Regions from separate parts of the Homo sapiens genome. Here region 2 is linked to region 1. Evidence: chromatin loops called from intact Hi-C (ENCODE). Cell type or tissue: ascending aorta. All regions are shown on one strand. Each heading gives the region's core, and the rest is flanking DNA. Links, peaks and the distances in the headings are about the cores only.

What was found. A loop is a pair of places that touch in the nucleus more often than their neighbours do. Peaks named below come from ENCODE experiments on the same cell type or tissue, not always from the same donor. Only the 100,000 strongest peaks of a DNase experiment are listed, where the experiment ranks them.
Region 2: it touches region 1 in a loop (4-fold over the local background); 9 of 110 quality-filtered maps call a loop at or near these places.

The regions. Positions count from the first base shown.
Region 1 is chr18:21,828,755-21,844,343 of GRCh38, reverse strand. It overlaps MIB1 (MIB E3 ubiquitin protein ligase 1), which reads right to left. Exons shown (of 21, transcript NM_020774.4): 13 at 5,847-5,979; 14 at 1,127-1,213; 15 at 91-252. It overlaps MIR133A1HG (MIR133A1 host gene), which reads left to right and starts at 12,938. Exons shown (of 3, transcript NR_110369.1): 1 at 12,938-13,022; 2 at 13,550-13,724; 3 at 14,892-15,589. It overlaps MIR1-2 (microRNA 1-2), which reads left to right and starts at 15,256; the gene lies at 15,256-15,340. In ascending aorta, for the core only: no CTCF peak of the experiment used is centred there; a DNase peak (open chromatin) is centred at 12,743; H3K4me3 peaks cover 2,827 bases; H3K27ac peaks cover 3,898 bases.
Region 2 is chr18:21,603,922-21,620,677 of GRCh38, reverse strand. SNRPD1 (small nuclear ribonucleoprotein D1 polypeptide) reads right to left here and starts at 8,364. Exons shown (of 4, transcript NM_006938.4): 1 at 8,235-8,364. The coding sequence starts at 8,248. RefSeq lists enhancers at 8,216-8,305, 15,641-15,710 and a silencer at 8,566-8,615. In ascending aorta, for the core only: a CTCF peak has its summit at 8,457 (motif pointing left); a DNase peak (open chromatin) is centred at 8,407; H3K4me3 peaks cover 2,424 bases; H3K27ac peaks cover 1,376 bases.

The DNA of each region.
Region 1 (15,589 bases), core at 10,121-15,120:
ATCCAATACAGGTTAGATTACCAGTAAATATAAGATCTTGCATGAAAAGATTCTTCCACTGGTACTGAATGAAAGATGATCTTTACTCACCGTGTTTTTGGATGGCTCCCAGGCAGCATCCACCTTCCCCACATCTTGCATATCTTGGAGCTGACGTAGCTGAGACAAAGTGTGATGCCTTAGAGCTTCATGCAAAGGAGTATCCCCATCCTTATCCTGAATATCAAGCTTGGCACCTGCACGGACCAAAAGCTAAAAGAGAAAGATGTCTCATTTTGGCAAAGTGTCCACATCCATAAGAAACTTCAACATATCTAAAGTAATGGTGAGAACACCCTGGACCTACTGAAGAAGTTACCACTAAAGCTAATCATTTTTATGCTTTTGCCTTCTACTCTTCTCCAACCCTGTGGCTCCTTACAAAGAGTCACGTGTTCTGGTTATTTAAATATATTGAATTAGAGAAAATAAAAATATATGAGAATCAATATGTTGCTTAATTCATCTACTCTAAGATGATGATAACGGAGGGATATTTAGGACTTTATTTCTCTTTTCAACTTTAGATGTATGACTTGAGATATTTTAAGCACTTCCACCAGGACCAAATCATAATGTTCAAAATTCTTCTATTATGTAAACAAACAAGGAACTGTTATTATTGATTCCATTCTCTTTTGGTCAATTTTCTCCAAATGTATGGTCATGAAGAAAGCCATGGAGGATATCAAGAGGAATTTCAAATAACAATAAATACGAACAGTGTTTGCTAAACTACAACCCCCTAAATAAAAATGCACAGTTGACATATTTCAATAGATTACTTAAGCAGTAAATATAAGTTTATTAAAACTTTGCTTATGGTGCTTTAACAATTTTCCTAATCCCTTCTACGATACTTACTGAAGAGCTTTAGAAAAGTACCATCTATATATAGAAGCCAATCTCAAGCATATGGTCTCATCTGTCTTGGCAGATCACATTGTATTTAGATATTTAGATTTACTTATATCTAACTATGCCAGCTTGAGACATGTAACACTGTATCATTTCAATTTTCAGGAAGTTCTAAAAATCTGTATGGTTAAAATGTAATTATAAGCTAAAATGTATGTCAATACTTTACCCTAACAATCTGGGTATGCTGTCGTTCAACAGCAAGGTGTAGGGCAGTTTGTTGGTTCACATTCTGGATATCCAGGTTTGCATTACCCTGAACGAGAAGAACAAATGTTAAATGGTTAAAATTTGACAACAGTAAAGAACATGAAAACTATAACTACTCATAAGGAATAAATAACACCGAACACTGCTGGCTACTTTCTCCTTCAGCTGCTGCAATGTTATTCTCATATGGTAACAGTTGCTGTTAAAGTAGAAAAAAATGGATGGGGCAACAAACTTTCTGAAGTAAAACAGCAAGTTTTAAAAATCATTTTTATTATGGTAATTCCACCCAAGAACAGTTAAAAAGGACAAAGCACAGTAGAGTTCAAAGACAGATCTCTTTCAATCTCCACTATAAAGCAATGGAGATAATCAACTCCTTAGAACTCTAAATATTTCCTGAAAAGTTATAATAATGAGTCTTCATACTGGATTTAGATTTACTTTAATGACCTAATAAGTTCACTTCCCCTTGCTGCATATTTGAGCTCTTCCTCACTCTGTGAAAAGAAAGTTTGCTTTAGGTGAGAAGGTAATGCTTAATTCGTACATAAAATTATGCATTAAAGTAAGCAGAAAATCCTACCCAAGAACCTAGGGCAGCTGAAGAACCGTATGAGAACAGCTGAACCCTAATGAAGAAAGAGACTGAGGAGCAAAATAAGTGCACTTGGGAGTCAGGGGACCTAGGTCAAAACTCCATCATCTACTTCCTCAGCTCCAAAATGGTGACAGTTAAAACCTATTTCACAGGGCTAATGTGAAGATTAAGTAAAATAACATATGAAAATGCCTAGCAAATGTCTAGCATAATTTAAAAATTTTTTAAAATGAGATCAAGAAAAGAGCTAAAGATTCAAAAGATAAACCGATCATTTCGTTTAGGTCTTAGAACCATGCATGCCCTCTGGTTACAACTCTTGATACTGGCGGGGTATGCAGAGCTGAAACTTTGGTAATGTTATGTCATATTCTTCAAGATGGGAATTTCTCATTTGTTTTTATTATGTTTCTTTGAAGTGTGGTCAGAAGGTACCTGATCTCAGCTTCTTTTCTTCTTTTTTTTTTTTTTTTTTTTTTTTTTTGAGATAGGGTCTCACTCTGTCACCCAGGCTGGAGTGCAGTGGCACATAGCTCACTGCAGCCTCAAACTCCTGGGCTTAAGGAATACTCCTGCCTTAGCCTTCCGAGTGTCAGCTTAATTCTTTATCATGTCTATTTCTCACATAAATGTGCACAATGGGGATTTTTCTTTAAGTTTCCTGAGCTTTTCCATCATTGACATTTCACTAAGTAGTATTCATTGCATAGGTGCACCACAATTTGCACAATTTGTTTATCCCAGCACTACCTGAACATTTGGCTTCGCTTCCAGTATGGGGCTAATAATAGCTGCTACAAACATTTAGTACAAGTATTTGCTTGGAAAGGTGTCCTATGTTCTCTTGGGTACATACCTAGAAGTGGGATAGCTGAGTCACATGATAAATATATGTCAAACTTTGTAAGAAACCACCAATTTGTTTTTCAAAGTGCCTGCTTTAAAAAAAAAACACCAGCAATGTATACAAATTCTAATTGTTCCACATCCTAACCAATACTTGGTTTTATTGGTCTTTTAATTTTAGTCATTCTAAGTGGGCAATTGTAGTAACTGGTTGTGGTTATAATTTCTATTTTGTTAATCACTAATAATGCTTTCACTTGCCTATTTGCTAACTGTATATCTCCTTTAGTAAAGTGGATGTTTAAATCTTTTGACCATTTTTATAGAGTTATTTGTCCTTTTATTTATTCATTTATTTTGGAGATGGTGTCTCACTCCCTCTTCACCCAGGCTGGCATGCAGTGGCATGATGCTGGCTCACTGCAACCTCTACTTGCTGGGTTCAAGCAATTCTCCTGCTTCAGCTTCCTGAGTAGCTGGGGACTACAGGTGCGTGCCACCACGCCTGGCTAATTTTTGCATTTTTAGTAGAGAAGGGGTTTCACGATGTTGGCCAGGCTGGTATCAAACTCCTGACCTCAAGTGATCTACCCGTCTCAGCCTCCCAAAGTGCTTGGATTACAGGCATGAGCCACCGCACCCAGCCAGTCCTTTTATTATTAAATTTTCAGAGTTCTGGATTCCAGTCCTTTGTCAAATATGTTCTCCCTACTGTGGCTTTCCTATTTGTTTTCTTAATGGTATCTTTTGATGAGCAGAAGTTTAGTTTTTGATGAAGTGTTATTTATTAATTTTTCTTTTAAGATTATGGCTTTCTGTCTCCTAAAAACCTTTGTGCACCTCATTGTCAGATAATATACTAATACTAATTTTTTGTGTTTGTTTTTTGTTTTATTTTTAAGACAAGGTCTTGCTCTGTTGCCCAGGCTGGAGTGCAGTGGCGCCATCATGGCTCTCTGAAGCCTCAACCTCCCAGGCTCAAGTGATCCTCCCATCTCAGCCTCCCAAGTACCTGGGACACAGGCACATGCCACCACACCCAGCTAATTAAAAAAAAAAAAAAATATATATATATATATATATATATATATATATATATATACAGTAGAGATGAGATCTCACAATGTTGCCCAGGCTGGTCTCGAACTCCTAGATTTGAGCTATTCTCCTGCCTCAGCCTCCTAAAGTGCTGGGATTACAGGCATGAGTCAACAGGCCTGGCTGGCTTTATGGTTTAAGCTTTTACATTCAGGTCTATAACTCATTTAATTTTTGCGTAAGTTGTGAAGTAAAGTTAAGGTTTTTTTGTTTGGGTTTTTTTGTTTTTGGTATACGGATATCTACTTGGTTTAGCCCTATTTGTGGGAAACAATCCTTTCCCATATTACTTTGGCACTTCTATAAAAAAAGTAATTGACTATATGTGTGGTTCTTTTTTTTCTTAATTTGAGTTGCTGTTTATACATATGTGTGGTTCTACTTCTGCATTTTTTATTCTTTTAGTTTGTATGATTGCTATATAGAAAATACTAAGTAATCTGTAGAGAAGATACCAGAATAAGTTTAAGCAAGGTCACAGGATATATGGAAAATATACAAAAATTGTATTTATATATACTAGCAATATGCAAATGGAAATTGAAATGTAAAAACAATTCTATTGAGTGACTCATTGATTGACTGGGTCTCGCTCTGTTGCCCAGGCCAGAATGCAGTGGTGTAATCATAGCTCACTGTAACTCAAACTGCTGGGCTCAAGCAATCCTCCTGCTTCAGCCTCCTGAGTAGCTGGCATTACAGGGGTGTGCTACCACATCCAGCTAAAATACAATTTATAATAACATCCGCAAAAAGCTGCTGAAGAACAAATCTAATATGTGCAAGAGCAATCAAACTCCCAACAGACTTTTTAATAGAAACTAATAAGCTGATTCTAAAATTTATATGGACAAGGCATGGTGGCACTTTGGGAGGCTGAGGCAAAAGGATCACTTGAGCCCAGGAGTTTGAAACCAGCTTCGGCAACATAGTGAGACCTTGTCTTACAGAAAAAATAAATAAATAAAAGCCAGGCATGGTGGCACATGCCTACAGTCCCAGCTACTTGGGAGGCAGGAGGACTGCTTGAGCCTGGGAGGTCAAGGCTGCAGTGAGCCATGATTGTGCCACTGTACTCCAGCCTGGGTGACAGAGTGAGACCCAGTCTCAAAAGCAAACAAAAAATTATATGCAAATGCAAAAGATCTAGAACATTAGAGTAATCCTGAGAAAGACAAAGAAAGAGGATTTAATCTACCTGATTTCAAGACTTTCTATAAGGCAACAATAACCAAGGCAACATGATAGTGGCATAAGTTCACTTAGATTTTTGAATAAAAAGGAATTATCATAATTAACAGAGAGCAGTAATTTTAATAGCAAAGATTTAAAGTAGTGGGGGGGAGGTGGCTTAACTTTTGATATATTTCTTTAAATTTCTGTAGTTTTTGGAATGTATACCTTATAATTTGGTATTTGATTACATATATTATTTGCTAAATTTTTCTGCTGTTTCATCTTCTTAACTAGACTATAAATTCCTTGAAGTCAGGAATCACAGATAATTCTTTGATAACTTCAGTGCATCTATATGGTTTATGCTTGCACATGAAAAATTTGCTGAAATTACTAAAATATCCTAAAACTACAAAATAGGCTCCTCCCAAAATCCAGGCTCATAAAAACGTAGTGTCATCCTATTCTGAGATGAATGAAATGACCAAGGTGAGTCTGTACTGCTATCGAGCCATAAATTCCAGGGGTCAGCAGTAGTTACGAAATAAATCCCCTGATCTTAGCTGCAAACTGCAGTCTGATGACAACTGGCCATACTGTTTAAGTATCAACACAGATGGTTCTTGGTGCTCTGGTTGATGATACTTCCGTAACAGTGGCAGCCATTCTGGGAAATCTCTGTTAGTTGATGCCCATTTCACAGGACCAATCCAGGAAGACTGTGCAGAGGAAATCCTGGGAATTGAGGGACTCACTCTCAAACACACATCACCATCCTGCATTTAAGAAGTATTAGGCAGAAGACAGAATATGCATTATATCTGAATTTTCATCATCATGAGGTTTTACTGGAACCTACTAATAGGCAATTTATAAAGCAATAAATAAATGAATGGCAATGGTCCCAAATTGTTTAAAAAAAAATAAAAAAGAGGGAATTATTTAACTCTTTTCTTACCTGATGTACCAACAGTTCAGCCACTTCTACGTGATTATTAAGGGCAGCCAGATGTAAGGCAGTATAACCATCATCTTTCTTCTCATCCACAATCCATGGTCTTGGTAATTTAGATAGTAAAACACGCATTGCACTGAAAGTTAAATTCACATTATTTCTATATTTGCATAATTTGATATACTCAAAAGAAAAGTTTGCAATCAAATGAAGATACTCCTCTTTAAAGAAAAAAATGCTCTTAGAGACAAATAGAAATTCTACTTTTCTAATCTCAAATGTGCAGCTTTAATTTAATTTTTTTTTTAAGAGATGAGGTCTTGCTATGTTGCCCAGGCTGGCCTTGACAGAGACTACAGGTACATGCCACCATGCCCAGCTAGCTTTTTGATATTTTGAGAGGTAGACACACTATTACTATCTGGGAAATAGAATCAAAACAGAATGGAAGTGCTACAAGGAGGAAACCTAAGAGGAAAAAACCAAAGAGAAAAGAAATATACCCTAATGAGGGCACCACTTTGGCTTTGGGGAACCTCTCAGGTTCAGTATCAACAGTATTTATTAATGAAAGAGTTAATGAAGAACAGCCAGATAATAATTTTTAGAAGTAGGAAAAACTGTGATAATTAATACACTATATATGCTGAACCATCTTAGCTGACGATTATTGTGTAGCTGGTTATCATGAATTGCAAAGTTAAAACTTGACATATGTCATTTAGAAGTGGTAAACCAAGTCTGGAGCAAAACACACAAAATGGCCATTATAATTTAATATTTAAAATTTAAAAATCAGTAATAAAGTATTTTCAAAGCAAAAAAGAGAAAGTTATACAAAAGAGAATTAAAGATTTAAACTCCAACCACCGAAGAGCAGAACTAAGTTCAAGAAGTCTGAGAATGGGTTGTGGAGGATTGAAGAACCTCTAAAATTACACTTAAATCATTTGGAAACTTTTATTAGACTTTTGTTTGTCTGTTTGTTTTCCTGAGACGGAGTCTCGCTCTGTCGACCAGGCTGGAGTGCAGTGGCACGATCTCAGCTCACTGCAAGCTCTGCCTCCTGGGTTCATGTCATTCTCCTGCCTCAGCCTCCCGAGTAGCTGGGACTATAGGCGCCTGCCACCATGCCCGGCTAATTTTTTGTATTTTCAGTAGAGATGGGGTTTCACCGTGTTAGCCAGGATGGTCTAGATCTCCTGACCTTGTGATCCACCCGCCTCGGCCTCCTAAAGTGCTGGGATTACAGGCGTGAGCCACTGCGCCCGGCCTTTTATTAGACTTTTTAAACAGGTTTATGAACCCAAAGTATACTGAGAATCACAGCTTACAGAGCCCCTTCCATGGCTGTAACTGAGTAACAATCACTGTTTGGGGATAACAGGCTTCTTTGGAAAGCTATAGGCTCTCCTCCAGAGAAATGCATGTCAAAATCTTTACCTATTAATACAATTTTGGGTGAGTCTACAAACTCCTAAATCCCATTCATGGGCTTCATAGAAGACTAAGGTTTTCTGCTTTTGTTTTCAGTCACTAGTAAGGATTTTAGTCCTCCTCATTCCATAAATTAAAATAAAATACTAGATATTGTATAGACTTTGAGATTCTCAATGGGAAAAAGTATTGGTACGACATTATACTACTGATGTTTGGATAGTCATGATGTTAATGCCATACATTATCTCTTACCCTACACATTTGAGCATGTGAGAAACAAAATTTACAGGGGTAAACAGTTCTGGAAAATTTAAAAGATACAAGTATTAAATCATGTGAAAAGTGGAAAAACGTTTTATTAAAAACAAAATGTAAAAATAATAATGTAAATACTTGTCATTAATTTAAACAAAAATTGTGATATAATCATGTTGAAAGGAATGGTAGTAACAGAGGGTATTAGTTTTAAATCTTCATTTTCCATAACATGAAATCACTAGATGCCTATAATTGATAAATTAAGAAATTACAGGATAAGTTCCAAGTTGTTGGTCGGGACAAAAAAGGGGTAAGGAGGGATGACGCAGAAGACATTTCTCTTTCATTATAAGTTTTGTAGTAACATTTGACTTAACTATGTACATATATTAGCTTGATTAAAAACTTTTTGTTTTTAGGAGAATGGCGTGAACGCAGGAGGTGGAGCTTGCAGTGAGTGGAGATCGAGCCACTGCACTCCAGCCCAGGCGACTGAGCGAGACTCCATCTCAAAAAAAAAAAAAAAAAACCTTTTGTTTTTTTCTGAGACAAAGTTTCTCTCTGTTGCCCAGGCTAGCGTGCAGTTAGTGGCACGATCAGAGTTCACTGCAGTTTCAACCTCCCAGGCTCAAATGATCCTCCTGCCTTAGCCTCCCGAGTAGCTGGGAGTATGGGTACATGCCACCAAGCCCAGCTAATTTTTTTGTATTTTTTGTAGAGGCGGGGTTTCACCATGTAACAGCCCAGGCTGGTCTTGAACTCCTGAGCTTAAGCCATCCACCTGCCTTAGCCTCCCAAAGTGCTGGGATTACAAGCATGACCCACCATGCCCAATCTAAAAACGTTTTTGAAACTCTTCAATATAATAGTATTATGACAACTCTAAGATTATAGATGTATACTCAAACATAGTACAAATACCTCTTTGCCCCCTCCTCTTTCCCAATACTCCTCGTGTGTGTTTGTGTGTGTGTGTGTGTGTGTGTGTGTGTGTGTGTGTGGATATATATATATATATTTTTTTTTTTTTCTTGAGATGGAGTCTTGCTGTGTTGCCCAGGCTGGAGTGCAGTAGCTCAATCTCGGCTCACTGCAACCTCCACCTCCCAGGTTCAAGCAATTCTCTGCCTCAGCCTCCCGAGTAGCTGGGATTACAGGTGCCCACCACCAGGCCCGGCTAATTTTTTATGTGTATTTTTAGTAGAGACAGGGTTTCACCATCTTGGCCAGGCCGGTCTTGAACTCCTGACCTCGTGATCCACCCACCTGGGCCTCCCAAAGTGCTGGGATTACAGGCGTGAGCCACCGCACCCGGGCTCCTCCTATATTCTTGATCTTGATTACCCTTCTTACCATTTAATCAGCCATTCTACTCAGAAACCAGGGAATCATTCTAGACTCTTTCCTCTCTTCTTATGTCCACATTCAATTTGTCCTGCCGTTTCTCCTTTTTAAAACTCAACTGTTCTTCCCAATGGCCCCCAGTCTCCTTTCCACTCTATTCTCTATACCACCCCACACAAATCTGACCATTTCACAATTTTCACATATTCTTTTTAAATAAATCTTTTAAAAATAAGACTAGTCTTGATAAAAAAAAAATTCTAAAATATACTTCCCTGCCTTTAATACACTTTTAAAAGAACATGAGACTAAACATAATATTTTCTTGAAATCAATTATAGCAAAATCAACTTGATTTACTAAGCTGTGGAGAAACACTGCAGATAGCCCCAAATCAAAACTAATGCAAGGGTCAACTAGCCAGGAGTGGTGAACTTTTTGGTTTTGTTTTTAAATATCTATTTTAAAGCAATGTTAGATTTATAGAACATTGCAAAGCTAGTACAGAGTTCCCATATACTCCTCCATCCTTGTTACTAACATTTTACATAGTATGGTACATTTGTTTCAATAAACCAATGTTGAAGCGCTGTTATTAACCAAAGTCCACACCTGAGATTTCCTTAGTTTTATTCAATGTTCTTTCTCTGTTCCAGAATACCCCTTTACATTTAGTTGTCTTTTCTCCTTAGCTCCCTTTGGTTGTGACAGTTTCCCAGACTTTCCTTGTTTTTGATGAGTCTGACAGTTTTGAAGAGTACTAATGGGATATTGTGTAGACTATTCCTCAGTTGGAATTTGTCTGATGCTTTTCTCATGATTACGCTGTGCTATTGGTTCTTAGTAAGAAGGCCACAGAGATAAAGTGTCATTTAATCACATCACACCAAGGGTACATACTATCAACATGCCATATGACTCTAGAAGTTAACCTTGATCATCTGGCTGAAGTAGTGTTCTTCATGTTTCTCCAATGTAAACATTTCCGTATCTCTAAACTATGCTCTTAGGAAGGAAGTGACTATGTACAGCCCACACTTAAGGAGCGGGAAGTTATAGTTCACCTCCTTGAGGGTGCTACATAAATTATTTGAACAGAGACCTACAGCCCTCTCATCTTAATCAAAAATTGCCAACCCCCTCAAAAAAAAATAATAATACAGGGCCTCAAGAAAAGAGGTCATCTTTGGGCCCAGCCTGCAAGGTAAGCTAAGGGAAAGTTAAGCAAAACAGTTTCTGGTCCCATCACTCTCACGTCAACAGCAGTAGTTCAGAGCAGCCTGTCTCCTTTCTTTCCATGAGGCAGGCAATCTTAGGAAGACACACTATAACCACAAGGACAGCAGCAGGCTGTTCCCTGCAGCACTTTAGTTAATTAAGAGGAGACTGTTAAGCTGCAAGCACTGAGGTCCGTAGAGTTACTGGGAAAAAGGTGTTACCAGCTCGAGAATTCAGTAATTTTGTTAAGCCAATAGACTGTCTCACCTGTGGAGCATAGTATATGAGATTTAGAGATATTTTCCCTAATGCTCAATTTGGTTGTTTTCCAAGAGGTTAAGGACATGGATGTTTTAAAGATAAGATCTTACTACCAGTTAAGCAGGCATTTGTGAATAGTGCCAAAGAAGCATTAAGTTCCAGAACAACTAATAGCAGTGCCTACCATAATCCCTGGCACATGATAGTATTCAAACGTTTGCTGAATGATGAACAAATGAGTTATAAAGAAGCAGAGGGGACAAGCAGCTGTCTACACTGGTATGCAGTATTCAAGTGGCACTGGGTCAATTTTTAGGGCCTGCCATGCTTTGCAATCTTTCTTCAGAGGCAGGCAACATTTTCCCAAACCCTACTAGCTAAACTGTGGAGGCCTTACATGTTAGTACTACTTAAGGCAAAACAACATTAGAATAGCACTGTAGCACATATTAGGTGTTCAATAAATGCTTGGTAAATTAATAAACAATCCCTCAAATCGGTAATGTAGATTAGTCAAGAATTCAAAAAGGAATTTATTAAGAAAACTGATCAACTGCCAGTAGTTCTTTTGGGCATGCTAAAAGCAGGTTACTATAAAACTGAACACATTTTGATCAAAAAGGTATACTTTGTATACCTAGTATAGGGAACTCAAAGTTTTGTTGAATGGAAGAAATGAATAAACAAATAATCAAATAATCATCTTTCTGAATATACTGAGGCAAAGATATTGGCAATATATATTTGATGCATGGTTTTGTTCCCAAGAGGAATAATTTCCTAACTCATTTCATTATCACAAATCTGAGGAGCAATGTGGCATAGTGGTGAAGAGCTCCCAGTCTGAAACCAAATTATCTGAGTTCAAATTCTGGCTCTAGCCACAATGGCTAGTGACTTCAGCAGATTACTTAACTTCTGTGCCTCAGTTTCCTCATCTGTAAAATGTGAGAAGAATCACAAATCCTACTTTATAGGGTTGTTATGAAAATTAAATGAGTTAATATTTATAAAGGGCTTAGAAAGAGAACCTGGCACATAACACATTATGTAAGTGTTTGCTTAAAAAATAAGTACTTTCACTGCTACAAAATCATTAACAAAATGGGGTACTTGAGAAAACTGAAAATTAACCTACTTTATACTCTGAGACATGTCATCTTCTCATAATATGAGTAAAATTATTTCAATATCTAGGAAAGCTGTTTAAAATTGCCCAATATCTAAAGAAGTATTCCTTATGCCACTGTTTTAAAACAGACATTCAAAATAATTAAACTGCTATGATATTAAATGCTAAAGACAACAAGAATGTGAAGGACAAACTTCCGTAGGTGAGTAAGCTCAGAAAACTCGTAATAGTTTTTCTTGTTTCTTAAGAGGACATATTTGGATTAAAAAACAAGGTATAGCTGGTTTCTCTTCTGCATTTTTATGTGAGATCTTAAACTATATCTCCACAGGTTTACTGGACTTCATGTTTTAATATTTTTTCTCTTTGATTAAAAAAATTTCAGTATCAAAATCTATTGTGAATATGCTATTAAAATTTAAAACAAAAGTATTTTTACCTCTGAGTCACATACTATGTAATAGAGTTATAGACAGGTTAATGACTATTTCAATCTGTGTAAAGTGTGCAATGATCATGCCTAAAAGTCACTTCAGAAAATTAGAGAAACATGACAATGTAGAAGGGACAGCAAAAACACTACACATTTGAATATAAAGTAGAATTCATAATAAAATGCATCTGAATACTTGTATAATTACTCAAAAGCATACTGGACCCTGTTTTTTACCAAAGCATTATAAAAAAAATTAACTGAAATTGACAGTGAATTGTTTTAAGTAGCACTTCTAAGATTTCATTTACATACTACTTTCTTCTCCCTTGATGATGTCTCTCCACCACCAATATACAGGTCTTACCTACCATTTCTATACATTTTCCATTCAATAAACTTTAAAAGCATGTATATGGCAACAACTAGCTCTAAAGATAACCCTACAAAATCCTTTCAGGCCTTTAGATATGTAACATATCACCATCCATAACATTTTTTATCAATCAAAAAATCAGGTTATAAAATGTATTTTGGCAGCAGAGGGACTTCACTTGTTCCATAACTGTCTAAAGATTGTCTTGCTACTAGCCATGGTAATTTTTTTCCTCTTTCCTTTTTTCTCTGCAGTGCTTCTAAGTATAGTGACAGTGCATCAGGCTTTCCTAGTCTCAGCGCAAGCTCAGTGAAAATCTGGGAAATGTAAGTGGAAACATGAGAGACCGCTTTATTTGGCAGTGCTTACCCCCCCTCAAAAAAAAAAAAGTGGGGGGCAGGACAAATGGCTAAGCAGTGTTTGGACCGCAGGATGAACAATCAATAGGCAGAAAGCAAGATTGAGGCTTCCTCAGCTTTTGGATCGACAATCGACAGCTGAGAGGCTATTTTTTGCTATGGTTGACTAAATATGGTCAGGGAAGAGAGAGGCACAAGAGAGCCTGTTTGCCTGGGAGTGCATGTTTCAAATGCTTAGCTGCCTATAAAGCTGTAACAGTTTAGCCAGTGGTCACTGAGGAAGAATATAAGTTAGCCTCGTAGTGACCATGTGGAAGTCCTGACCTCGCTTGCAGACTTGACCTCTGGATGTGACAAGGTAGCTTCACTACAGCTCTACTATTTAATCCTGGAAACTAAAAACCAAAAAAAAAAAAAAAAAAAATCTAAAAGCAAGAAAGATGCAGACTATTTCCTAAGAAGTCAGAAGAACCCAATGTATTCTGGAGGGCAAAGAAAAACAGGGTGAATGTTTACAGTTATTTGGGGGGAGTAAGGTGTGTTTTGGGTTCTGTTTTTGTTTTTTTTTTTTTTTGTCTTTTTTAGACTATAAAATTAACTTCTGCAACTTTTTCCCCTCTTCTGAAGCATTTCATCTGACAAGCTAGGTTCATTTTCTTGGCCTTTGTAGCAACCTTTTTTGATTGCTTAACTTTCCCTATATAACTGTGCAAGACTGTTATATGACATTCCAAATCAAATGGCCAACACTGATTCAATTTTAGAGTTGTTTTTGTTGGTGGTTTTTGTTTTTGTTTTTGTTTTTGGTAAAGGGAAGAGGGGAGGAGAGGGAAAAGTAAGCTTGTTTTTTGTTTGCTCGTTTGTTTTTCAAATTTATCTTAAAAGGTGAGGTTCTGTGTTCACTGATACATCCCCTTCCTTCACCGGGCTCATGAAAAGAAATGCTGAATCAGCAAATAGAGTGAACGAACAATCAAGATGAGATGGCTGCTGTTGATGTGATTCTCTAGGTTACTACCTTTCTTCCTGCTGCAAATGCTGCATGACACTAAGCTTACAGGTAACAGAGCACCATAAGGCCTGTACTTTTAAGGATGCTTATGACTTTCTGCATGCTTACCTATTATTGACTCAATATATGTTCTCATTGTTAAATTAAATTCTATCTAACCATAGCCTAATTTCACAATTCAAGTTAAGAGCTAATGTAGTGTAAAAAGGAATATTGTTCAGATACTATGGCAGTAACTTTTTATCTTAAAAATGTACAAATACATTATTGTCATTTACATTATTAAAGATTTAGTCATTATTGTTTCAGATTAAGTGATGATTTTGCATCTCTAGTAAGTCACATCCTGCTTCCAAAGTATACTTATTTTCTAAAACTATTAGCTTCTATTTCAAGGTTTAGTCAACCAAGAAACTTGGCAGATCATAAAATACTTTTTAATGCTTACTAATAATTGGCCACAAAAATAAATCAGAACGTGCATGGTGTAATTCTAATGCTGCATTGCTGAAACTGCTGTAGTGCTGGGCTATCTACTGCTACATTCTGATTTGCTCTCTATAAGCTGCACTAGCTTTTTATCACAAGCTGCAGAAATTCTACTATCCCTGCCCTTTTTTTTCCTCCTTTGACAAATCTGAAAATTTCTTGAGGTTTTAAATTAACCTTCTAATACCACAATAACTGAAGGCTACTTACCAACTATAATTTCTTTTCATTCTAAACTATCAAGGTAAATAAAACCCAGGTGCTCACAGACTAAAACCTTTCAGTTCTTTGAAGTGATACTTTCTAAAAGTTGACGATTCTGACAGTTATCCTTTATACTAAAAAGATTAAAGAATCAAAACAACTTAAACTCACCAAAATTAGATATTTCTACATCTATTTGAATTTGTATTCAACTCATATTTGTATTTAACCCAAAGAGAAGCATCAAAGTGCAAACTTCAGGTAAGGAACTAATAAAGAAAAAAGAATGACAAATTTTCAAATGATCACGAGTTCTTATCTGTGACCTTATAAAACACTAACAAAAATTCATAATCTTTAAAAAAGTTCAATTCACCCACACTCATCCTGGTTTTTCTCCTTGTTGTTTCAACTTCTAGAGTCAATATCAGAAATACTTATTGGTTAATTTGTTAGGTTTTGAGTAAGATATCTAGTTTGTAAAAAAAAAATTGAATTTAATTAATTACTATCTACCTGTAGGATCTAGAAGCAGACTACAAAAAAAGAAGAAATTCACTCTGAAGACTGAAGAAACACTAGGCTGATCTTAAGTTTCCGAAATACACTCTGTAACACTACACTGATTCTTTGAATCTCTTGCAAAAAGAATCAAACCAGGACAAAGTTCAACAGATAACTGGTCAAATGCTTAGGAATGTCTATGTCCACCAAGAATATGGAACCATTAATGCCATGCTTCAGGTAAACTTGTTACAAAATTTAGTCTTCGATAAATTAGTCTCTGCAAATGATTTACCATTGCTCTACATTAGTAAGCTGAATGTTTCACTAACAAATAAGAAAATAAAATATTTCATGTTTTTACAGCTAACAACTTAGTAATACCTACTCAGAGTACATACTTCTTTATGTACCCATATGAACATACAATGCTATGGAATGTAAAGAAGTATGTATTTTTGGTAGGCAATAAACCACCAAGGGAGAATTAAACTGAGCTAAAAGAAGCTCTTGCTTCTTTCTACGTGAATGACCGTCATATGGTAAATTAACCTAGTCATGAACAGATGACCTTTGGCAATACTAACACCAAAAAAAAAAGGTTATCTACTACTGATAGATAGAAACTATCCCTAAGGTTTTTATTTCATGAAGGAAAAGAAGATCCAGTGAAGTAGATTTCAATTATCATGAAACTCCTTTTAAATCATCTAAGT
Region 2 (16,756 bases), core at 5,559-10,558, 220 kb after region 1:
TTTACCTAAGAAAGGGTTTTTTCTATGCCAAGATTGTAAAAAAATAGTGTCTTATTTTCTTCTACTTTTAGAGTTCTAATCTACTTGGAATTGATCTTTTTTATGCAGTGTAAGGCACAAATCTGTCTTTATTACTTTCCCCAACTGAATAGCCAGTTGCCTTGATAATATATAATGAACAATCTATCCACTTCTCACTTCATCTAAATTTCCGTTCTCCCCTTTTTATAAAATTTTGCAGAGGATGAAAAGTTAAAGGGTTTACAAATATTGTCAATTGCCAGTGCAGTGGCTCATGCCTGTAATTTCACCACTTTGAGAGGCCAAGGTGGGATGATCACTTGAGGCCAGGAGTTCGAGACCTGCCTGGTCAACAAAGCAAGATCCTGTCTCTACAAAAATAAAAATAAAAAAAAAATTAGTTGGCCGGGTGCGGTAGCTCATGCCTGTAACCCCAGCACTTTGGGAGGCCAAGGTGGGCGGGTCACAATGTCAGGAGTTGGAGACCAGCTTGGCCAATATGGTGAAATCCCATCTCTACTAAAAATACAAAAAATTAGCCAGGTGTGGTGGTGCAGGTCTGTAATCCCAGCTACTCAGGAGGCTGAGGCAGCAGAATCGCTTGAACCTGGGAGGCAGAGGTTGCAGTGAGCCAAGATCATGCCATTGCACTGCAGCCTGGGTGACAGAGCAAGACTCCATCTCGAAAAAAATACAAATAAAAAAATTAGCTGGGCCTGTTGGCTCATGCCTGTAGTCTCAGCTCCTCGGAGTCTGAGGTGGGAGGATCGCTAGAGCCCAGGACTTTGAGGCTGCAATGAGCCATGACTGTGTCACTGCCCTGGAGCCTGTGTGGCAGAGCAAGACTCCGTCTTTTTTTAAAATTCTATTTTTTTTTGAGACGGAGTCTCGCTCTGTCACCCAGGCTGGAGTGCAGTGGCATGATCTTGGCTCAATGCAACCTCCACCTCTTGGGTTCAAGCAATTCTCCTGCCTCAGCCTCCCAAGTAGCTGGGACTACAGGCGCCTGCCACCACACCTGGCTGATTTTTGTATTTTTAGTAGAGACAGGGTTTCACCCGTTGGGCTGGTCTCGAACTTCTGACCTCAGGTGATCTGCCCACCTTGGCCTCCCAAAGTGCTGGGATTACAGGCGTAAGCCACCAGGCCTGGCCCTTTTTTTTAAAGACAGTCTTCGCCAGGTGTGGTGGCTCATCCCTGTAATCCCAGCACTTTGGGAGGGCGAGGCAGGCGGATCACCTGAGGTCAGAAGTTCGAGACCAGCCTGGCCAACATGGCGAAACCCCGTCTCTGCTAAAAATACAAAAAAATTAGCCAGACTTGGTGGCACTTGACTGTAATCCCAGCTACTGGGGAGGCTGAGGCAGGAGAATTGCTTGAGCCTGGGAGGCAGAGGTTGCAGTGAGCCAAGACTGCACCACTAAACTCCAGCCTGGACAATAGAGTGAGACTTTGTCAAAAAAACAAACGAAAAAAAATTGATCACACCATCTCAAAGTAAGTTGTAGGCATTACGACACTTCAGCATGCATTTTCTAATGACATTCTCCTATATAACCATAATCTCACAATCACATCTAAGAAAATGAACCCCACACTATCATACAATACACAGTTCATATAAAAACTTTTAGTCTATAATATATACTTTGAATTAACAGATCCTATCATCACACTAAATGGTACACATAAGATAACCTATTATCCTCCCGCACTAGACTATTCTTGAGGGTAGGGATCGTAAGCTCTATATCTAATCCTAGACTGTAATAGGCACTGAATAATGTTGGCTGAAATGTTTTAATGAATAAAGGGAAACCAACCTTAAAATGCCTTTTTTTAATTTCTTTTTTTTTAGTGGTATAGACAGCCATCACAAAAAAGAAATTACTTGGTCTGGGATATAACAAGCCTCAAACTTTAAGAAGACTCATGAGTTGAATCTCTTTTTATATATGACATCAAGAAAACGTTTTTCTCAACGAATTGGTAACACTTTATTTCACCAGAGAGTTATTCAGCTCCAAATTTAACAATCAATTATAACTAGAAAAGCCTAGAATTCTGAACTAATGGTTTCCTCCCATTATCAAGTTTTTGTTTTTATCTTTTACACGAATTTACTATCCCAGTTAGTAAGAACTTTTACTATAAAAGTTCTTCAAATCATTTTTGGAAGCAAAGAAGATAAATAAAAGGAAAAAAAAAACCTTATGTGGCCAGGCGCGGTGGCTCAGATACATAAAAGATACGTAAAAATAACTAAGTTGTAGAAAGCAATAAAGATATACAGAGGTTTTTTTTGTGTTTTTTTTTAAACAGAGGTTTTTAGTTTAGGTTTTTTCTGAGACTATGCCACCATGCCCGGCTAATATTTTTTAAATTTTTAAATTTTTTGTAGAGATGTGGTTTTGCCATGTTGCCTAGACTAGTCTTAAACTCCTGAGCTCAAGCAATCAGCCTGCCTTGGCCTCCCAAAGTGCTGGGATTACAAGCGTGAGCCACTGCACCCAGCTACACACAGGTTTTTTACTAAGAATATATTGTAGCATGTGGAGAGGGGAGTCAGGTATTAGGGGACTCCTAGTAAGAAGCCTGAAAAGTTGGAAATATGCAGCAAGAAGAAACAAAAGAAAAAATACAGCATAAGACACAGAGTAATTATAGATACAAAGATGGAGTCTTGTTCTGTTGCCCAGGCTGGAGTGCAATAGCGCAATCTCAATCTGAGCTCATTGCAACCTCCGTCTCCCGGGTTCAAGAGATTCTTGTGCCTCAGCCTCCCAAGTAGCTGAGACTACAGGCGCATGCCACCACACCCAGCTAATTTTTGTATTTTTAGTAGAGACGGGGTTTTACCATGTTGGCCCAAGTGATCTGCCTGCCTCGGCCTCACAAAGTGCTACGATGACAAGCATGAACCACCACGCCTGGCCGATGAAATGTTAAGTTCAATATTTTAGGTCCTATGAGTAGAGAGGAGTTAGGCAGGTTCCTTTCATGGAAAGCCTAAGCTCTGTTAAAGAATTCCTCTAGGAGAGCTACTGAAGGATTTTCATCAATGAAGTGGAGTACCAGGCTCATATTCACATTTAAAAGAGAACCTAGGGCCAATGTTCAGAAACAGATTTTAGAAAGACAAGAGACCAAAGTATAATCTCTAGGAAGACAAATTATGTGACTAGAGCAGTACATATACAAGTTAAAACTACAGTAATCGAGACATAAGGAACAACAAATAGATCAATGAAACAATACAAGCAAACAGATCTATTTCTGGTCCCACATTTACATGGTTGATTTAGCTGGGATTACAGGCACTCGCCACCACAACCAGCTAATTTTTGTATTTCTTTTTGTTTTAGTAGAGCCGGGGTTTCACCATGTTGGTCAGGCTGGTCTCGAACTCCTGACCTCAGGTGATCTGCCTGCCTTGGATTCCGAAAAGTGCTGGGATTACAGGCATGAGCCACCAAGCCTGGCCTTATATGGTTGATTTTTTACAAAGGTGCCAAAGACGTGTAACAGGCAAAGGAAAGTGTTTTCAACAAATGATGCTGGAATAACTGGAAATCCATACAGAAAAAAAACGAACCTGGACCACTAACACCATTTTCCAAAAGTAATCCAAGATGGATGATAGTCACTTGAGCCCAAGAGTTCCAGATATAGGCTGGGCACAGTGGCTCACGCCTGTAATCCCAGCACTTTGGGAGGCCAAGGCAGGCAGATCACAAGGTCAGGAGATCGAGACCAGCCTGGCCAAAGTGGTGAAATCCCATCTCTACTAAAATACAAAAAAAATAAGCCAGGCATAGTGGCACATGCCTGTAGTCCCAGCTACTCGGGAGGCTGAGGCAGGGGAATCACTTGAACCTGGGAGGTGGAGGTCGCAGTGAGCCGAGAGTGCGCCACTGCACTCCAGTCTGGCAACAGAGCAAGACTCCATCTCAAAAAAAAAAAAAAAGACTTAAAGAGTTCCAGATACATAAAAATCGATCAGTCAGGCATGGTGGCTCACGCCTGTAATCCCAGTACTTTGGGAGGCCAAGGCGGGTGGATCACAAGGTCAGGAGTTCGAGACCAGCCTGACCAACATGGTGAAACCCTGTCTCTACTAAAAATACAAAAATTAGCCAGGCGTGGTGGCAGGCGCCTGTAATCCCAGCTACTTGGGAGGCTGAGGTAGGAGAATCGCTTGAACCTGGAAGGCAGAGGTTGCAGTGAGCTGAGATCGCACAATTGTACTCCAGCCTGAGCTACAAGAAGAGAGACACTATTAAGGAAATGAACATGTAAACCACACACTGAGAGAAAACACATCTGACAAAGAACTGGTATCCAGGACACAGATCTAATTTCTACAACTCTGGGCTGGGCGCAGTGGCTCACGCCAGTAATCCCAGCACTTTGGGAGGCCAAGGCGGGCGGATCACGAGGTCAGGAGATTGAGAACATCCTGGCTAACACGGTGAAATCCCGTCTCTACTAAAAATACAAAAAATTAGCCGGGCGTGGTGGCAGGCGCCTGTAGTCCCAGCTACTCGGGAGGCTGAGGCAGGAGAATGGCGTGAACCCAGGAGGCGGAGCTTGCAGTGAACCAAGATCATGCCACTGCACTCCAGCCTGGGTGACAGAGTGAGACTCCGCCTCAAAAACAAACAAATAAGCAAAAAACCGACTAAACCCTAAGGAGATACCACTACATACCCACTAAAATGGCTAAAATTAAAGACTGAGCAAACAACACCACATACTGGTGAGGATGTGGACCAATTGTTATTCTAATATATTGTTAATGGAAGTGTAAAATGGTACAACCACTTTGGAAAATGGTCTGGAAATTTCTTAAAAAGCTAAACACATAACTATGTTACAGTCCATCAACTCCACTCGAGTATTTACCCACGAAAATTTGTTTCCCTCCAAAAACCTGAAGAATATTCAACGTAGTTGTAAACAAAATACATAACTTTTTATTTTATTTTCTTGTAATTTTTTAAAATACGGAGCTTTTTTTTTCTTTTTTCTTTTTTTTTGAGACGGAGTCTCGCTCTGTTGCCCAAGCTGGAGTGCAATGGCGTGATCTCAGCTCACTGCAATCTCCACCTCCTGGGTTCAAGGGATTCTCCTGCCTCAGCCTCCCTTGTAGCTGGGATTACAGGCACCTGCCACCATGCCCAGCTACTTTTTTGGTATTTTTAGTAGAGATGGGGTTTCACCATGTTGGTCAGGCTGGTTTCAAACTCCTGACCTCAGGTGATCTACCCGCCTCGGCCTCCCAAAGTGCTGGGATTACAGACGTGAGCCACTGCGCCCGGCCTAAAATACAGAACTTCCAAACACACAATGCACTAATATCCAGTAATAAAAATGAACACATTACTGATACACTTCACAATGTGGATGAATCTCAAAAACATGTAACTAAAAGAAGTTTTACGCAAAAATACTTTGTGATTCCAAATATATGAAATTCTAGCGCAGGCAAAATTCATTTCTGGTGGAAGAAACTGGTTGCATCTAGGGGTATGGAGCCAGAGGTTGCCTGGGAAAGGCTTGAGGAAACTGTCTGAGGTTTTGGTAATGTTACTTCTGTTGATATGGGTTTAGGTTACAAAAGTGTTTACATTTTTCAATAGCAGGAAATATACACTGCATTTCATTGTATAAGATATTTACCTTAAAGAAGGAAAACAAAAATCCATGAGTGGGATAAAAAGGGCCTGAACTTAATGGTGGTGACTGGAATGAAAGGCTACTATGGGCAGGACAAATACACAATTATCCCTCCCTAACTGAGCCCAGGAACCAAATGGATTCAAATTATTTTCAGATGAATCTTTCACTGTCTGAATTCTTTCCACTTAGTGAAACTTGGATATCAAATAGTAACACAGTGTCCCTCAGTATAAAACACACTATTTGAACCCAAAAACCAAACAGGATAATGTGGGTCACTTTTATGAAGTAGGTAAAACTGGCAAAATTGGCAATGTATCAAATGTCAAGGACATCAGGAGAGAAAAAGTCAAGCTCACCTCCCAGGTTTTTGGTTAGGGTGACAGTGAGAATAAGGATGACAATGCTGCCAACTGAGATACAGAAATAAATCTACTGAAAATGCAAACCAGTTAGTCAAACAATCATTTTCTGGAGGAAAAATACATTCTCTGGTAAGAAAAAAAATTTGTTTCTATATTTTACCTAAGACACAAAACAGGATTCAGTACAGGTATTAAAAATTACTGGAAAATTGTCATAACATGCAGTATCTTTAAAGGGAACAAATGGAATCCAAGGTGTATTACACAAAATTGAACTATGAGTGGATTAAGATTCAGATTGGCAGGTATGGAGAAATTTCAAAAAATGTAATTTTCTTTTTTTGAGACCGAGTCTCACTCTGTTGCCCAGGCTGGAGTGCAGTGGTGCGATCTCAGCTCACTGCAACCTCCCAGGATCAAGTGATCCTCTTACCTCAGCCTCCTGAGTAGCTGGGATTACAGGCGCCCGCCACCATGCCCGGCTAATTTTTGTATTTTTTCGAAAGAATGGGTTTCACCACGTTGGCCAGGCAGGTCCTGAACTCCTGACCTCAGGCGATCCGCCTGCCTCAGCCTCCCAAAGTGTTGGGATTACAGGCGTGAGCCACCACGTCCAGCCTAAAAAATGCACTTTAAATTCTATGACTTCCTATCCAAAGTTATAGTTCAAATAAAAATATACCAAAAATTAACCTTAAATGTCTTTTGTACCAACTCCTCCCTGAATATAATTTTTTTTTTTTTTTTTTTTTTTTGAGATGGAGTCTCGCTCTGTCGCCCAGGCTGGAGCGTAGTGCCACGATATCGGCTCACTGCAACCTCTGCCGCCTGGGTTCAAGCGATTCTCCTGCCTCAGCCTCCTGAGTAGCTGGGATTAAAGGCGCGCGCCACCACGCCCCACTAACTTTTGTAATTTTCGTAGAGACGGGGTTTCACCATGTTGGTCAGGCTGGTCTCGAACTCCTGACCTAGTGATCCACCCGCCTTGGCCTCCCAAAGTGCTGGGATTACAGACGTGAGCCACTGCGCCTGGCCTCCTCCCTGAGTGTTGAAGGCTTTTATGTGTTATTTAAAACGTTTCAAACAAACGTTACTTCAGACGTTATCTACTTGTCTGTCATCCCCACTAACCAGAAAACTCCAACAAGGCAGGTACTCTGCCTTTTAAAAAATCCTATTACCAGCGCCTAGTATGTAACAGGTGCCCAATAACTATTTAGCGGATATTGACAATCCTTGACTCAACAGGAAAAAAACAAGCTAAATATTTATAATTGCTGGCTTAGCTATTAGAAACGTCTGCCTCTGTTCCAGGCTTAGTCTCAAGGAAAAACACCAAAACCAAATCTACTTGCAGGTAGTTTAGAATTATTCACATCAGCAAACAAGTTTTCAGAAGACTCACCTAACTGACAGGGTCTATTTATTTCTTAAGAAATAAAACAGGAGAACTATATATTATCTGAGTAATCAGCCACAATTACGTTGTGATAATTTCTGCCCTATATTGGGAGATTTTCCTAAATAAAAAGCCTACCTTAAAGGGAAATAGAGGTGGAATAATCAATCACAAATCTAAGGAGGATAAAAAGGTAAACTTAAAAATCGGCCGGGCACGGTGGCTCAAACCTGTAATCTCAGCCCTTTGGAAGGGCGAGGCGGGCAGAAAGCTTGAGCCCAGGAGTTCGAGACCAGCCTGGTCAACAAAGTGAGACACCATCTTTATTTAAAAAAACAAAAACTTGTGAAGCCGGAAGTCCTTCTCTGATTTAAAATATTTTGCAAACAGGTTTGTTTCCAGATAAGCTCATACAGCTTTCTAAGTACTGTTAAGCAGGACTGGGGAGTTCCACTCAAAAAGAAAATGAGTAACTGTAAGAGGGAGATGTGTCCCAGGAGGCGCTGCATCTTTAAAGCCTCTAAGTCACTAGGCAGGAAGAAAAGGCTCGGCCTTTATACCAATCTCTTGGAAGACACGCGGGATCCGCGAGCGACCCAGGCGGAAGCCCAGGCCCGAGCACGAGCTGCGGGCGCAGTAAGGCCGGCCGTTAGCAGGCCGCGCACACGCGGCTTTCCCGCCTCCTGCAAATGGGAGAGCCCAGCCTTCCGGACTCCGGGCCAAGCCCTCCCTTCACAGCCCCCAGAGCTGCTTGGTCACTCCCTCACCTCACGAGCTTCATCCTAGCGGCGCCGTCACCCTCTGGGTCCGACAGCACACAGAATCCTTCAACCGAACACTGACCGACTGCAGTATGAATGGCCGGAAGCGCCTACTCCAGGGGCTCCGGACGTCAAGAGCGCGCGGAGCACTGCAGGCGCATGGCGGAAACGCCGAGGCTGCGCTGGGCCGCACTCTCTTCCGGCCGCGAGGAGCGCGACTGCGGCCCCTGGCGGCTGGAGGTTGCCTTGCGACGGCTGAGGGTATCGAGGGCTGGTCTTGGAGAAAAATGTCCTACAAGAGAGGGAGATTCGAAGAGATTAAATCCAATTAATAGGACTGTCGCATTTTGGGAGGCCGAAGCGGGGGTATCACCTGAGGTCAGGAGTTCAAGACCAGCCTGGCCAACAGGGTGAAACCCCCGTCTCTACTAAAAAGACAAAAAATTAGCTGGGCGTGGTGGCGGGCGCATGTAATCCCAGCTACTCGGAAGGCTGAGGCAGGGGAATCGCTTGAACCCGGGAGGCGGAGGCTGCAGTGAGCGGAGATCGCACCACTACACTCCTGCCTGGGCAACAAGAACGAAACTCCGTCTCCCAAAAAAAAAAAAAAAAAAAAAAAGTACTGTCACCATCACGTTTCTGAACAGCAGGGCACTGTGAGTGCAGCACCTAATACAAATTCCTCACTGAACGGAAAGAAGGTCTTAGAGAAGCCCAAAGTCTTATGCTGATTCTGTTCCAACACCAGGAACCTAGCATTGCTTACTGTACCTGAAGCAAATCACACAATGGGCCAGGCGCTGTGGCTCAAGCCTGTAATTCCAGCACTTTGGGAGGCCGAGGCGGGCAGATAGCGAGGTCAAGAGATCGAGACCATTCTGGCCAACATGGTGAAACCCCGCCTCTACTAAAAATACAAAAATTAGCGGGGCGTGGTGATGCGCGCCTGTAGTCCCAGCTATTCGGGAGGCTGAGGCAGGAGAATCGCTTGAACCCAGGAGGTGGAGGTTGCAGTGAGCTGAGATCGTGCCACTGCACTCCAGCCTGGCAACAGAGCGAGACTCCGTCTCAAAAAATAATAATAATAAAAATAAAATCCACAATGTAGCAGATTATTTTCACTTTAAGTTCCAATCTATAAGACAAACTTTTCAGTCTTCATCTTTCTCAACATCTCATCAAAATATATATATTTTTTATTTTTTTGAGATGGAGTCTCACTCTGTCGCCCAGGCCGGAGTGCAGTAGCGCGATCTCAGCTCACTGCAACCCTTGCCTCCCGGTTTCAAGCCATTCTCGTGCCTCAGCCTCTCCAGTAACTGAGATTACAGGCGCGCATCACCATGGCCCGCTAATTATCGTCTTTTTATGTATGTATGTATGTACGTACGTATGTATGTATTTTGAGACAGAGTCTCCCTCTGTCGCCCAGGCTGTAGTGCAGTGGCGCGATCTCGGCTCACTGCAAGCTCCGCCTTCCGGGTTCACGCTATTCTCCTGCCTCGGCCTCCCAAGTAGCTGGGACTACAGGCGCCAGCCACCACGCCCGGCTAATTTTTTTGTATTTTTAGTAGAGACGGGGTTAGCCAGGATGGTTTCGATCTCCTGACCTCGTGATCCGCCCGCCTCGGCCTCCCAAAGTGCTGGGATTATAGGCGTGAGCCACCGCGCCCGGCATTATTGTCTCTTTAGTATGTGAGCTTCATCAAAATTTAACACAAACACTCCCCTTCCCTCTTTCGGGTTTCAGGATGCCAAGCTCACCTGGCCTTTTTCCTTATCCTACTAACTACTCTTGCTTTGTTTTGTTTTGTTTATAGACAGGGTTTCTCGCTCTGTTGCCCAGGCAGGAGTGCAATGGCACAATCAGGGCTCACTGCAGCCTTGACCGTCTGGGCTCAAGCTATCCTCCTGCCTCAGCCTTCTCAGTAGCTGGGACCACAAGTGCGTGCCACCATGCCCAGCTAATATTTTATTTTTTATTTCGTAGAGAAGAGGTCTTACTATGTTGCCCAGGCTAGTATCCAACTCCTGGGCTCAAGAGATTCCACTGCCGTGGCCTCCCAAAGTACTGGGTTTACAGGCCCAGAGCCTCCATGCCCAGCCTCTAACTACTCTTTCTAAATCTCCTTAGCTGGTTCCTCCTTCCCTATGGAGCCAATACATGTCACAGTGTTTCCCGGCTTGTGGCTGTAGTCTTTTTATGTATACTTTTTCTTTTAACCTGGTAATCTCCTCCAAAACCATGACTTTGATTTGTATCTCTAGCCTAGACTTCATCGCTGATCAACAGAACTCTTAGATATTGTAAGACAATACTTATCGGCTGGGCATGGTGGCTCATGCCTGTAATCTCAGCACTTTGGGAGGCCGAGATGGGCAGATCATGAGGTCAAGAGATCGAGACCATCCTGGCCAACATGGTGAAACCTCGTCTCCACTAAAAATACAAAAATTAGCTGGGCGTGGTGGCGCATGCCTGTAGTCCCAGCTACTTGGGAGGCTGAGTCCCAGCTACTCGGGAGGCTGAGGCAGAAGAATTGCTTGAACCCGGGAGGCGGAGGTTGCAGTGAGTGGAGATTGTGCCACTGCGCTCCAGCCTGGGCGACAGAGCAAGACTCCGTCTCAAAAAATAATAATAATAATAAAAATTAAAAAAAATAAAGTTTCCCCAGGTGAGTCCTACACACATTAAACTTTGATAAATATTGCCCTTTTTTTGTTGTTTGAGACTGACTTGCCACGCCTGGCCAAAACTTTATATTTATTTATTTATTTATTTATTTATTTTTGAGATGGAGTTTCACTCTTGTTGCCCAAGCCGGAGTGCAATGGCACGATCTCAGCTCACTGCAACCTCTGCCTCCTGGGTTCAAATGATTCTCCTGCCTAAGTCTCCTGAGTAGATGGGATTACAGGCACTCACTACTGCGCCCAGCTAATTTTTTGTATTTTTAGTAGAAATGGGGTTTCACCATGTTAGCTCGGCTGGTCTCGAACTCCTGACCTCAGATGATCCATCCACCTTGGCCTCCCAAAGTGCTGGGATTTCAGGCTTGAGCCACCACGCCCAGCCTGGAAACTTTAAAATGAAAATCTGATTCAATCGTTGTGGGGCCTGAAATTCTGCAGTTCTAACAAGCCTTCAGTTGATGAAGCTGCCCCTACTCTATACACATCAATTTGAGTAGCAAGGCTAAAACGGATATTTGTGTGTTGCCTTCTCAACATCTATTCCCTTGTCTTTCCAAATGTTTCTAATATTCTTCTTGTGATCCTTGTGGTCCTAAGAAAGCTGACTCTACCCTTTTAATACTCCATTCCATTACTTGTTCACAGTAGGTTTGGGATCTAAGTTGATCCAATTGGACCTTTAGAGGGAATGTTCTTTTCTTTTGTTGTGAATGGAAAGGGAGTAACCCCTGGAGCTGTTGGGAACTTCCTTACAACCAGGAGAAGAACCAATTTCAGGACATAGTGTTGTTTGTTTCTTTGTTTGTTTGTTCATTTAGACAGGATCTTGCTCTGTTGCCCAGGCTGGGGTGCAGTGGTGTGATCCTAGCTCACTGTAGCCTTAGGCTCCTGGGAATAAATTGATCCTCCCACCTCAGCCTCCCAAAGTGCTGGGATTACAGGGAGCCACTGTGCCCAGCCAAGGACAGAGTTTATAAAAAACTAAAACCTGTGATGACATCAATGAGCCCCTAGATAATGAATACTGCCTGAATGTTGCTATTTAGAATTAAATAGCCAGCCCTGCAGTGCATGCCTATAGTCTCAGCTACTTGGAAGGCTGAGGCAGGAGAATCACTGGAGCCCAGGAGTTTGAGGCCAGCCAGGGCAGCACAGGAAGACCCTATCTCAAAAATGAAAAAAATTAAATAAAATTTAAAAATTCAGCTCCTCAGGCCAGGTGTAGTGGCTCATGCCTGTAATCCCAGCACTTTGGGAGGCCGAGGCAGGTGGATCATGAATGAGGTCAAGAGATCAAGACAATCCTGGCCACCATGGTGAAACCCCATCTCTACTAAAAATACAAAAAAATTAGCCGGGCATGGTGGTGCATGCCTGTAGTCTCAGCTATTCGGGAAGCTGAGGCAGAAGAATTGCTGAAACTTGGGAGGTGGAGTTTGCAGGGAGCCGAGATCACGCCTCTGCACTCCAGCCTGGGCGATGAGCAAGGGTCCATCTCAAAAAAAAAAAAAAAAAAAATTCAGCTCCTCAATTTTGGTAACTGCATTTCTTTTTTTTTTTTTCGAGATGGAGTCTTGCTCCATCACCCAGGCTGGAGTGCGGTGGCTCCATCTCAGCTCACTGCAACCTCCACCTCCTGGGTTCCAGCAATTCTCTGCCTCAGTCTCCCAAGTAGCTGGGATTACAGGGGCCCGCCACCTCATCCGGCTAATTTTTGTATTTTTAGTAGAGACAGGGTTTCACCACCTTGGCCAGGCTGGCCTTGAACTCCTGACCTTGTGATCCACCCTCCTCGGCCTCCTCAAGTGCTGGGATTACAGGCGTGAGCCACCATGCCTGGCCTAGTAACTACATTTCAAATACTCATATGTGTCTATGGCTACCCTTTTGAACAATGCAGATATATGAATATTTCCATCATCATAGAAAGTGTGATTGCACAGTGTTTTTTGAGGACCATATTTGTTTCCTTCTTAGCATTTAATTATTTACTTATTTATTGTCAGATACAAGATTGCAAACTGAAAGCAGGGAATTATGTCTTTTCTGTTGACTGCAGCACCTCCAGCATCTAAAATAATGCTTTGTTGATATGTCCTCAATAAATATTTGTGAAATAACTAAATGCCTCGGCTGGGCGTAGTGGCTCACACCTGTAATCCCAGCATTTAGGGAGGCCCAGGTGGGCGGATCACCTGAGGTCAGGAGTTCGAGACAGGCCTGGCCAACATGGTGAAACCCTGTCTCTACTAAAAATACAAAAATTAGCCGAGTGTGGTGGCGGGCGTCTGTAATTCCAGCTATTCAGGAGGCTGAGGCAGGAGAATGGCTTGAACCTGGGAGGCAGAGGTTGCAGTGAGCCAAGATCGTGCTACTGCACTCCAGCCTGGGCAACAAGGTGAGACTCTGTCTCAAAAAAAAAAAAATAATAGGCCGGGCGCGGTGGCTCATGCCTGTAATCCCAGCACTTTGGGAGGCCGAGGCGGGCAGATCACGAGGTCAGGAGATCGAGACCATACTAGCTAACATGGTGAAACCCCATCTCTACTGAAAATACAAAAAAATTAGCCGGGCGTGCGCCTGTAGTCTCAGCTACTCGGGAGGCTGAGGCAGGAGAATGGTGTGAACCCCGGAGGCGGAGCTTGCAGTGAGCCGAGATGGCGCCACTGCACTCCAGCCTGGGCAACAGAGCGAGACTCCATCTGGAAAAAAAAAAAAAAAAAAGAAAAAAAAATAATAACTGAATGCCTCTTCTATTAGGATGCATGCTCCATGAGGAAGGAGACTTGAATGTATTGTTCTCTGCAGTATCCCCAGTACTGAGCATGGGGTACTCCTCTCTATTATCTTGAAGGCCCCTCCTACTTTGGGCTGATAAAAGAAAATAACTTGTATTTGATGAATCAGAGTTTTTTAACTTTATCAAGCCCAGAGAAACATTAAAATGAGACACACGTCTCATTCATCTATTGAAACTGTTTGTGGCCGGGCCTGGTGGCTCACACCTGTAATTCCAGCACTTTGGGAGGCCAAGATGGGAGCCTCCCTTGAGCTCAGAAGTCCAAGACCAGCCTGGGCAATATGTTGAGACCCCAAGTTTCTACTAAAAATACAAAAAAAAAAAAAATAGCTGGGCATGGTGGTGCACGTCTGTGGTCCCAGCTACTCGGGAGGCTGAGGCAGGTGGAGGCTGCAATGAGCTGAGATGGTGCTACTGCACTCCAGCCTGGGCGACAAAGCCAGACCCGGTCACACACACACACACACAAAACTGTTCACTATTATTACAAGTAGCTATAAATTACCTACTAATGCCACACCAGACACTAAACCCCATACTCTATAGCTTAACAATGCATAGTCAATCACTAATCAATGTTATTTCTGTAAGCCAATGATAATTCTTGAAAAACAACTTTCTATCAGCTCACTCCCTGTCCAGGTTTTTTGCCTTTAAAAACCTGCTTGTAACAAAGGCCAAAAGGAGCTCGTATTCAAATTTACTTGTGTCTGAGTCTTCCGGGCAGCTGTCCTCACTTTGGCTCAAGTAAACTCTTTAAATCACATTTTGTGTTTCAGCCTCTTCCTTTTAGGTTGACAGGGGCCTGCCTACTTCTTAAGCCATCCCCTTTCCCCTCAATAGTATAAGAATATTTGGGGCTGGGCGTGGTGGCTCACGCCTGTAATCCCAGCACTTTGGGAGGCTGAGGCAGACAGATCATGGGAGGTCAGGAGTTTGAGACCAGCCTGGACAACATGGTGAACCCCCGTCTCTACTAAAAATACAAAAAATTAGCTGCGTGTGGTCGTGGGTGCCTGTAGTCCCAGCTACTTGGGAGGCTGAGGCAGGAGAATCACTTGCACCCAGGAGGTGGAGGTTCCAGTGAGCCGAGATCGCACCACTGCACTCCAGCCTGGGTGACAGAGTGCGACTCCATCTCAGAAAAAAAGAAAAACAAAAATGGAGTTCTTGCAATTCATCAAGCTTACTTCCTCTCCAGTCTTTCATACATACAGTTCTTTAATCTGGCTAACACCTACTCATCCCCTCTCAAGTATGTGGGGCCAGCATTATTATTTGTATGGTAGTGATGTGTCTCCCAGATGGCAAATTGAAATGTCATTGTCAGTTGATTTATCCTAAATTGCTGTACTTTTTATTTTCTAGCTCAAAAATTTTTTAGGATTTTTACTTTCTCATAGCATAAAACCATCAAAGAGTCCTGAAATAAAGTCAACAAGAGTGGGGCAACAAATAATGCCTTAATTTCCTGCTAGCAGGAGGATTAATCTGAAAGTGAGATTGTCCTGTCCTCTGTGATTTGGCAGAGGCTTTATCTATTGCAGGCATTTAGATTGGTCACAAGACAGAAAAGGAACAAGGAAATGGGAAAATAATACATGGAGCAATGCAACTATTCCATTATTAGTTTTCAGAAGTAGACATCCTACTGATAAGCAAAGGCAGAAAAGTATATACTGCAATTTAGAGTCAGTAAGGAAACAAGCAATTTAAACAAGTCCAGGAAATTACATTCATGGTTTTGAGTTCAGCAGGAGAACATGGTCTTTTAATTCTTGCTGTAGGGGGTGTGAAAAAGACCTTCACCACTTATGTAACTATAATGTTGAGCACCACGATGTGTCATCTAGGTTATAGCGTTTATTTCTAGCACTGGTACACATCAAAGCTGAAACAATCAAAGATGTCCCCAGGACTTTCTTGGGAGATCTCAGAACGGGGGCCACTCTTTTCACTGAAACCAGTTTGCTGTGAACTTATGTAATCTCTGCCGAGTTGTCAGGAAAGCATACTTGAGAATGAAACTAATACAGATGAAAGAAGAGCTGGGCATTGTAGAGTGTCCTGCTGACATCATCTGACATCCTCAGGTTTTAGGATGACCTGAGGTCAGCAGTTCCCCTATAGCTCCTGGTTATGGTAGCAATACTTTTTTTTGTTTTTTTTTTTAAATGTTGCTCACATGAGTTTGAGCTGGATTTCAGTCATTTTCTAACTAAAGAGACCTGACTAACATTTTGTTTGGATTATCAAACACTACTTTCTTTTTCTAAGTTGAATGTCTTCCTACAGTTATCTGAAAAAATATTTTCTTGCTAGTCTTAGACCCCCTTTGAACTAAAACTTGTGATTCTTTCAGTTGTGATCTATAATTCTCTACCTGTTCAATGCTAGGCTTCTCACTAATTGTAAAACTTTTAACATTTAAAAATATTTATTCATTCATTAATAAAAATGCTTTAGATGTAGACATAAGTAACAGTTATATTTCCAAATTATAAGTTATATTTTTATTTTTCTTTTTTACAAAATTTTTAACTTTTATTTTAGGTTTGAGGGTACATGTGAAGGTTTGTTACACAGGTAAACACGTGTCATGGGGGTTTGTGGTACCCATTATTTCATCACCCAGGTATTAAACCCAGTACCCAACAGTTATCTTTTCTGCTCCTCTCCCTCCTCCCACTCTTCCTCAAAAAACTTTAATTCTTTTTTTGTTTGTTTGTTTTGAGATGAAGTCTTTGCCCAAGTGGCACGGTCTCAGCTCACTGCAACCTCTGCCTCCAGGGTTCAAGTGATTCTCCTGCCTCAGCCTCCTGAGTAGCTGGGATTACAGGCAGGTGCCACCATGCCCGGCTAATTTTTGTATTTTTAGTAGAGACGAGGTTTCACCATGTTGGTCAGGCTTGTCTTGAACTCCTGACCTCAGATGATCTGCCCGCCTCGGCCTCCCAAAGTGCTGGGATTACAGGCATGAGCCACTGTGTCCGGCCAACTTTAATTCTTTACTCTTTCCTGAAAGAGACTGTAA